Linked DNA regions of Homo sapiens: region 1 is linked to region 2. Evidence: chromatin loops called from intact Hi-C (ENCODE). Cell type or tissue: Panc1. All regions are shown on one strand. Links, peaks and the distances in the headings refer to the core of each region. The heading gives the core; the rest is flanking DNA. Region 1 overlaps RNF214 (ring finger protein 214). Region 2 holds the start of BACE1 (beta-secretase 1).

What was found. A loop is a pair of places that touch in the nucleus more often than their neighbours do. Peaks named below come from ENCODE experiments on the same cell type or tissue, not always from the same donor. Only the 100,000 strongest peaks of a DNase experiment are listed, where the experiment ranks them.
Region 1: it touches region 2 in a loop (4-fold over the local background); 58 of 110 quality-filtered maps call a loop at or near these places.

Annotation. Positions count from the first base shown.
Region 1 is chr11:117,235,741-117,239,994 of GRCh38, forward strand. It overlaps RNF214 (ring finger protein 214), which reads left to right. Exons shown (of 15, transcript NM_207343.4): 3 at 2,861-3,371; 4 at 4,061-4,120. Among named protein-coding and RNA genes, the nearest start is that of RNF214, 5.2 kb to the left of the region's middle. RefSeq lists an enhancer at 55-556 and a silencer at 2,873-3,167. In Panc1, for the core only: no CTCF peak of the experiment used is centred there; no DNase peak of the experiment used is centred there.
Region 2 is chr11:117,314,273-117,318,784 of GRCh38, forward strand. BACE1 (beta-secretase 1) reads right to left here and starts at 1,984. Exons shown (of 9, transcript NM_012104.6): 1 at 1,263-1,984. The coding sequence starts at 1,523. RefSeq lists enhancers at 1-372, 373-894 and silencers at 1,423-1,532, 1,623-1,712. In Panc1, for the core only: no CTCF peak of the experiment used is centred there; a DNase peak (open chromatin) is centred at 2,079; H3K4me3 peaks cover 1,909 bases; H3K27ac peaks cover 662 bases.

The DNA of each region.
Region 1 (4,254 bases), core at 255-4,254, 79 kb before region 2:
TTTATTTTTATATTTTAAAAAATGGACACGATAATTGTACGTATTCATGGGGGTACATAGTGATGTTGTGGTGTATGTGATGTATAGTGATCAGATCAGGGTAATTAGCATGTCCATCATCACAAACGTTTATCCTTTTGAATATTTTCAGTCCATGGTTGGTTGAGTCCATGAATGTGGACCACATTCTACATAAAGAGGCTGACTGTGTATTCTTCCTCAACTCTGTTTTTTTTTTGAGAGAGACTCTTGCCCTGTCCCCCAGACTGGAGTGCAGTGGTGCGATCTTGGCTCACTGCGACCTCTGCCTCCCGGGTTCAAGTGATTCTCCTGCCTCAGCCTCCCTAGTAGCTGGGATTATAGGCACCTGCTTGGTAGCCCGGCTAATTTTTGTATTTTTAGTGGAGACCGGGTTTCACCATGTTGACCAGACTGGTCTTGAACTCCTGACCTCAAGTGATCTGTCCGTCTTGGCCTCCCAAAGTGCTGGAATTACAGGGATGAGCCACTGCACCTAGCTCCGTCAATTTTTTTGTTTTTTTTTTGTTCTTGAGATGGCATCTTGCTCCGTCACCCAGGCTGGAGTGCAGTGGCGCGATTTCCGCTCACTGCAACCTCTGCCTCCCGAGTTCAAGCGATTCTCCTGCCTAAGCCTCCTGAGTAGCTGGGACAACAGGCGCCCGCCACCACACCCGGCTAATTTTTTGTATTTTAGTAGAGGCAGAGTTTCACCATGTTGTCCAGGATGGTCTCGATCTTCCGACCTTGTGATCCGCCCGCCTCAGCCTCCCAAAGTGTTGGGATTACAGGCATGAGCCACCGCACCTGGCCGTCCCTCAACTCTTTTCCAGTGTACCTGGGTCCCCTAATACAGTAGCTAACACTTAACTACAGTTCCATACGTGGTAACACATTTAATCTTCACAACAGTCCCAGGAGGTAGTGATAATATTATTCGCATTTACCGGTGAGGAAACTGAGACACAGAGAGGTTAGTAATTTGCCCAAGGTTTCCAAGCTATGTTGGAGTCAGAGTTTTGATAAATAAAATCAACTTCATACACTAGTAATAATGGCAGCTAAGGTTTATTGAATGTTTACTATGTGCCAGGCACTGTACTGAGTACTTTATGTGCATTATCTCATGTAATCCTCACAACAGTCTTGTTAGGTGGATAGTATTATTTCTGTTTTACAAATGAGGTAACTTGCCGAGAGTCAAACAGCTTGTAAATGGTGGGCGGAGTCAGGATTCAAACTCAGGTACTGTATATGCCTGAATTTTTAATTAAGCACCCGCTCACAGTTAACTCCCAGCAGGAAGGAATCAGCTTCGAGTGTTTTTATTAATATTATTGAGACAGGGTCTCCATCTGTCATCCAGGCTGGAGTACAGTGGTGCGATCATGGCCTACTGCAGCCTCCACCTCCTGGGCTTAAGCAGTCCTCTCACTTCAGCCTCCCAAGTAACTGAAGCTACAGGTGCACGCCACTACACTTGGCTAATTTTTAAATTTTTATGTAGAGAGAGGGTCTTGCTATGTTTCCCAGGCTAGTCTTGAACTCCTGACCTCAAATGATCCTCCTGCCTTGACCTCCCAAAGTGTTGGGATTACAGGCATGAGCCATTGCTCCCCAGCGAGATATTCTTTCAGTTGTTTTATTTTGAACTAGTACGACTGAGGAAACAAAGACGCATCAACTTGAATCCCCATTGCTAGTTGGGTATGGTTAAGAGTGTCAGTTATAGAATTAGTTTAAAAAAAGAGGGTGGGGTCAAAGAAATTAAACATAGGCGTAATTCCTGGGTGAAAGATGTGCAATTGTGAATGTTGGATGTCATTGTAAATATGTTTTAAAGTCCCCTTTAAAAAGCAGTACCTCACTTCAGCCTGGGTGACAAAGTGAAACCCTGTCTCAAAAAATAAATAAATAAATAAAAAATAAAAGCAATACCTTGAATGGCTGTGACAAGTGACAGAATATCCTAATGTTAAGCATATGTATACTTACTGTGTGGGATAAAATTTCTATTGACAGCTTCAATTTTGGATTCAAAATTGTACTTTAGACAACTTAAAGTGTAGGTTCTATACTCTGGAAAACTGTTGAAGAACCTAAAAAGTGGTTCTGGTCAAAGATCTGTATAATGAGTTTGAATGAAAATTATTCCTGTGAAAGGTGAGAGAGGAATAAAAACAATACTTCTAAGTTAATATTTGATTATAATATTATGTATAACTAAATTAATACATGTAACTAAATTAAATATTCTAACTAGTATTAGGCTAATTCATCGGTATCCCCAAAAGTTATTAAAATTGGCACTCAAAAATTATTTGGATCTTCAGAATCATTTATGTTTGGCCATTTACTGTAGAACCCAGGTTTTTGGCCAGCTCACGCCTATAATTCCAACACTTTGGGAGGCTGAGGCAGGCAGATGGATCCCTTGAGTACAGGAGTTCGAGACCAGCCTGGGCAACATGGCAAAACCGTGCAAAAAATACAAAAAATTAGCTGGGCGTAGTGGCATGTGCCTGTAGTCCTAGTTACTCACAAGTCTGAGGTGGAGGATTGCTTGAGCCAAGGATGTTGAGACTGTAGTGAGCCTTGATGGCGGCACTGCACTCTAGCTTGGGTGACAGAGTTTAGAACCTCTCTAAAAACAAAACCAAAAACAAAAAACTAGGTCTTAACCACCAGGCTATACTACCTGCATACAGGATAGAAATCATTGGATTGAAACTAAGTTCTTTCATTATGATAGTCGGGAGGGTTTACGTAGTCTAGTTTTGTTCTTCTAGTAGTTAGGTTGAAAGTATTATATACTTTTCTTTTTATCTTGTGTGTTTGATAGCACCAAAGACTCTGCACAGAAGCAGAAGAACTCGCCTCTGTTGAGTGTAAGTAGCCAAACAATAACCAAGGAGAATAACAGAAATGTCCATTTGGAGCACTCAGAGCAGAATCCTGGTTCATCAGCAGGTGACACCTCAGCAGCGCACCAGGTGGTTTTAGGAGAAAACTTGATAGCCACAGCCCTTTGTCTTTCTGGCAGTGGGTCTCAGTCTGATTTGAAGGATGTGGCCAGCACAGCAGGAGAGGAGGGGGACACAAGCCTTCGGGAGAGCCTCCATCCAGTCACTCGGTCTCTTAAGGCAGGGTGCCATACTAAGCAGCTTGCCTCCAGGAATTGCTCTGAAGAGAAATCCCCACAAACCTCCATCCTAAAGGAAGGTAACAGGGACACAAGCTTGGATTTCCGACCTGTAGTGTCTCCAGCAAATGGGGTTGAAGGAGTCCGAGTGGATCAGGATGATGATCAAGATAGCTCTTCCCTGAAGCTTTCTCAGAACATTGCTGTACAGGTCAAGTGTCAAGTTTCTACTACTAAAATGTAATTGGGGGGTGGTGGGGTTCAGGGTGGGAGATATTTCTTCATATTTGGTGGAGAACTTGCTGGCTTGTTTTGTTTTTTGTTTTTTTTGCTAGCAACCATCATACTACTCTCATACAGTGCCATACAATGACTTCATTCTGATGTTCAGTAAATAAGAAAGCCAGTAGCCATTGTCTAATCTTATGGCAAGTAGGAACTTTATGACCTACGTGTAGTCTCTTTCACTGAGTAACTGATGAGTGCAGGACATTAGCATTCATATTTATCATCTTTGACCTTGCAGGAAGAATCCTTGTTAATTCTCTGAGTCACATCTTAAGAAGTACAGTGTATCCTGCCTTCTAGTGACGGGTGTGCTTTGTTGTAGGAGAAAGTATGGGCACAACAGACTGTAGAGGGCAGACGTCTCATCTCAGACTTGAGGCTTTCTCTCAGTCAGTCATTGGGTCTTGTTTGGGTTATTTTGTGGGACCGATGATTAATGCAGCGTGGATGTTGGTGTCCGTTTGCCAGAACTACATTGCTTAGCTTGCTTGGAAGCTGGTAAGGGGAAAGAGTAAAAAGTTAGTTACCTGTGGCGGAATTCTAGGTGTTAGTGATTCTGCCTCTTTTAAAGTGTCTCTGAACGATTCTAAATATAACTTTTTTCCTTTATAGACTGACTTTAAGACAGCTGATTCAGAGGTAAACACAGATCAAGATATTGAAAAGAATTTGGTAAGTATTTAAACTGTCCTTGTTATATGAAGCCATTATCAAATAGAAGATCTAGAGGCATATCATCTCAGTTGGAAAAGGTGCAGGAGTCCCTTTCATAAAATTCCTGACAGATGGTCAGGTGACTTTTCCTT
Region 2 (4,512 bases), core at 290-4,289:
TGCTGGGGAAGTTATGGTGCACAGGAAAGAGGATGAGAAAGTGGGGAAGACCAGGCTTTCGACTAGCTGAGAGGTAGGGCTGGGGAGCACGCACCTAGGAAGGCTGGCTTCTGTAAAGTAATTGGGAGGTGGGGGTTTGTGTTTCTCCCAGATCCAGCTGTCTGAGAAGTTCAGGAAAGTGTGGCTGTCCCCTCCGCCCACCCCAAACACACTCCCACCTTCACAGACCCTCCCAAGGACAGACTTCCCAGACACAGATCCGGAGGTGGCTCACAGATGTGCAGGATCAGATTCAAGGTGACACGCACCAGCATACACAGAACCACAGGGCTGCCCGGGCCCGGACTGCCCCACAGAGGCGGCAGATGCACACAGAGGTCAGCCACAGCACCCCACATGGAGGGCTGCTCACCCACAGAGGTGCAGAGGGTGCCACCTCCACCAGCCACCTTGAAGGTACCTTGGAGATTGTCAGGAAGGATGGGGAGGGCATAACAGTGTTTTCTCTGTAACTCCCCTCTCCCCCGCCATGGAAGGAGTCCCACTCTTAAAAGGGAGCTCTGGCTCCTTTCCTACCATTTGTTCTTTCACCAGGCTCAGTTCAGTTCCCCTCTGGCCTGGGGAGGTGTGGGGTGGGGGAGGGGCCGGAGTGTAGACCGCGAGAGGGAGAAGGGGAGGAGGAGGGGACGGCAGGAGCCTGTCCAGGGCTTCCGGGCGGAGTGCAGTCAGGGGGGCCTCGACAACCTCACTTTGCCGTACCAGTGGCAGCCCAGATGGTGGGAGCAAGGTGCTTATTCAACTGCTGCCAGGATTCCTTGGTCCTGGAGGTACTGGGAACAATGGTGGGAATCAGAGGAGGGGACAAGGTTGGGTGGCCAACCTCTAGAGTGGTGGGATTTGGGAGACTCGGACTGGGCCACTGTCAGAGGGGGCTGACACCTGTTATAGTGCCCCTGTGGCGGACCCTTCCTCCAGGTCAGGGTCCCCAGCTGATGTGTCTGTCTTGCCTCAAATCCTTCCAGACGGCGTATGTGTCAGATGAGGAGCAAGGGGAACTAGGCAGCCAGGGGAGACGAGGAGGGAATGGGGAGCTTGGGAACACTTCTGCCAACAACCACGTGACCCCCGGGGAATGGCTGGGGAGGGGTCCCTCCTGCTGTCCCCACCAGCCCATTTGAGCAGGGGCTAGCTTGAGGCATCCCCATCCTGTCTCCCCTCTGCTCATGCAGGCGGAGGGCTAAGGGCTGGCCTGACCACCTTACCGTCTGCGGGGGGCTGCCCACGGTCATCTCCACGTAGTAGCCCTGCCCCGACTTGCCCCTCAGGTTGTCCACCATCTCCACAAAGCTGCCCCTCCGGCCGGGCTCCTCGGGCTCTTCGTCGGTCTCCCGGGGCAGCCGCAGCCCCAGGGGGGCGCCCCCCAGGCCGCTGCGCAGGGGCAGCCGGATGCCGTGCTGGGTGCCGTGGGCAGGCAGCACTCCCGCGCCCATCCACAGCAGGAGCCAGGGCAGGGCTTGGGCCATGGTGGGCCCCGGCCTTCGGGCCCTCTGGGCTCGCACTGGCCCACGTCCGTCCCTGGCGCCTGCCCCCAAGTCTGGGTGGTGCTGGTGGCTTCTCAGGAGAGGGAGCTTGGGGGCATCAGGACGCCAGGGCCTGCAGGGCCCTGGGCCAGCCCCCGGGTCCGGGCTGTGGAGAGCGGTCAGGGGAGATCCGCAGAGCACGGGAGCAGGGGAGAGGCTGGGATCCGGAGCCCGCTACATCGGCACGGCGGCGGCCAGCCTGGGCAGCGGGCGCGGGCTCCCGGCGGGGCTGGGAGGGGCGGGCATGGCGGGCCGGTGGCGGCTTCCCTGGTCCCCCCGGCGGGCGGCGGCGCGGGCAGGGGCAAGGGCTCCGGGCTCCTGCGGCTGCGTTGGCTGCTCAGGCCACCATAATCCAGCTCGCGGCTCGCAGCTCCCGGGCGGGCTGGGGAGGCGGAAAGACTTGTGGCGGCGGCTGTCAAAGCCAAAAGGTTTTCGCTTTTCCCTGGGATCGCTGGGAAGTGTAGTCTTCCCATGGCAGGCAATCCGGCTTCCGGGGCTGGAGAGGGGTCTGGGATGCCCTCTGCCGAGGTGGAGTCCGCCCTGCAAGGCCCTGGCGGGAAGGGCCAGACGGATGGAGAGGGGCACACCTCCCGTCTGTCAGTCTTTCTTTCAGCATGGAAGGAGCACCCACTGTATGCCAGGCACACTGCCAGGCGCTGGAGATACAGAGAGAAATAAACGGTGATTCTACACGGGACAGTTAAGTGATTCCTGCCGCGGTGGGGTTTCACACTATACGATGTGGCATTAAGGAGTAGGGATTTGGAGGGACATCTAGGGGATCTGGGAAGACTCAGTGGGAGAAGGTGGTATTTAATTTGAGCGTTTAAAAATGGGTAGGATTTTCACGAGCAGAGATTGAGGGAGCAGGATGAAAGGGGAGGAAGAGTTTTTCCAGGCTGCAAACCAGCGGAGCAGGGTCCAAAAGGGGAAAGTGCAGTTGTCTTATTTTCTCCTGCGCCTGCGATCTGCGGGCAGGTAAGAGCCAGTGGGTCTTCTCCCATCTGAACCTGTTTGTGCCCTTGAGGCTCTACTTGAATCCTTATGGCTCCTCTGATTTTCTGCACCATCAGCCAGACTGAGGAGAAATGGCTGTTGATAGCTTTAAAGTGTTAACACTCCGAAAAGTATCTCTATATTAACTGGTAAGAGCTTAAAGCCTTGAACCAAAAGCGTTAGAGTTCTAATAGCTTAAAGGAGAAAAGCCGGTATGGTTTTAACAATATATTGTTTATCAAATGTGGAAAGCCATTGATAAAATTCAGCAGTTACTCTGATTTAATTTTTTTAAAAAATGAAAGGGAATCTTCATTTTTCTTTTGAAAAGGAGACTTGCTCTGTCACCCAGGCTGGAGTGCAGTGGCATGGTCTCAAGTCTGCAACCTCCGCCTCCCGGGTTCAAGCAGTTCTCATGCCTCAGCCTCTGAGTAGCTGGGATTACAAGCATGCGCCACCATACCCAGCTAATTTTTGTATTTTTAGTAGAGATGGGATTTCACCATGTTGGCCAGGCTGGTCTCGAACTCCTGGCCTCAAGTGATCCGCCCACGTCGGCCTCCCAAAATGCTGGGATTATAGGCATGGACCACTGTACCCAGCCAGGAAACTTTTTAAACAAGATAACGACAACAACAACAAATGTAGTAATAACAGGCTACGTTACTCCCATTAAAGGCAGGCTTTGGAAAGGAAAGATCATTATCTCTACTCTTTTTTTTTTTTTTTTTGAGAAGGCGTCTCGCTTTGTCGCCCAGGCTGGAGTGCAGTGGTGGGATCTCAGCTCACTGCAAGCTCTGCCTCCCGGGTTCAGGCTATTCTCCTGCCTCAGCCTCCCGAATAGCTGGGACTACAGGCGCCTGCAACCACGCCCCGCTAATTTTTTGTATTTTTAGTAGAGACGGGGTTTCACCGTGTTAGCCAAGATGGTCTCGATCTCCTGACCTCGTGATCCTCCCGCCTCGGCCTCCCAAAGTGCTGGGATTACAGGCGTGAGCCACCGCGCCCGGCCGATCATTATCTCTACTCTTATCCTACACGGTTCAGACCGGTCTGATTGACTCAAAAGACAAGAAAATGGAAAAAGTGTTATATATGTTGGAAAGCAAAGGAATCATTAGTTGCAGATTATATGATATGGATAGAAAACCCTAATCAATAAGATGATTAGACACAAGTTAAAAAAATCGAAATCAAAATAGAGAAATGTATCTATGGGAATTGTAGATATGATAGAGATGGCATTCGTATTAGAGGAAAATGGACGCATTATTCAAAAACTGTTGTTGGGACGTCTGGCAGCCCATTTGGAAGGAAAAAAAACCAAATCCAATTTCATTCCTCTGAAAATAAACTCCAGATAGATTAAAGAATTTAACATTAAAATAAAACTACAGGAAAAATAGAATATTTTCATGATCTTATATTGAAGAAGACCTCCCTAACAAACCCTAGAAGGTAAACAAACCCAAAAACTGGATGGATTTGATGACTTAAATATTTAAAACTTCTGTAGAATCAGAAGTATTCCAATACCACCAGTGTTCTAATTCTGGTTCAATTAGTAACTGGGAGAGCCCACTCTGGTTACTTACTTTTTGAGTCCTTTTTTTTTTTTTTGAAACAGTCTCACTTTATCACCCAGGCTGGAGTGCAGTGGCTTCATCTCAGCTCACTGCAACCTCCTCCTCCTGGGTTCAAGCGATTCTTGTGCCTCAGCCTCCTGAGTAGCTGGGATTACAAGCGCACACCACCATGCCTGGCTAATTTTTTTTTTTTTTGAGACGGAGTCTCCCTCTGTCACCCAGGCTGGAATGCAGTGGCATGATCTCAGCTCACTGAAACCTCTGCCTCCTCAAGCGATTCTCCTGCCTCAGCCTCCCAAGTAGCTGGGACTACGGGCACGCGCCAGCACGCCCAGCTAATTTTTGTATTT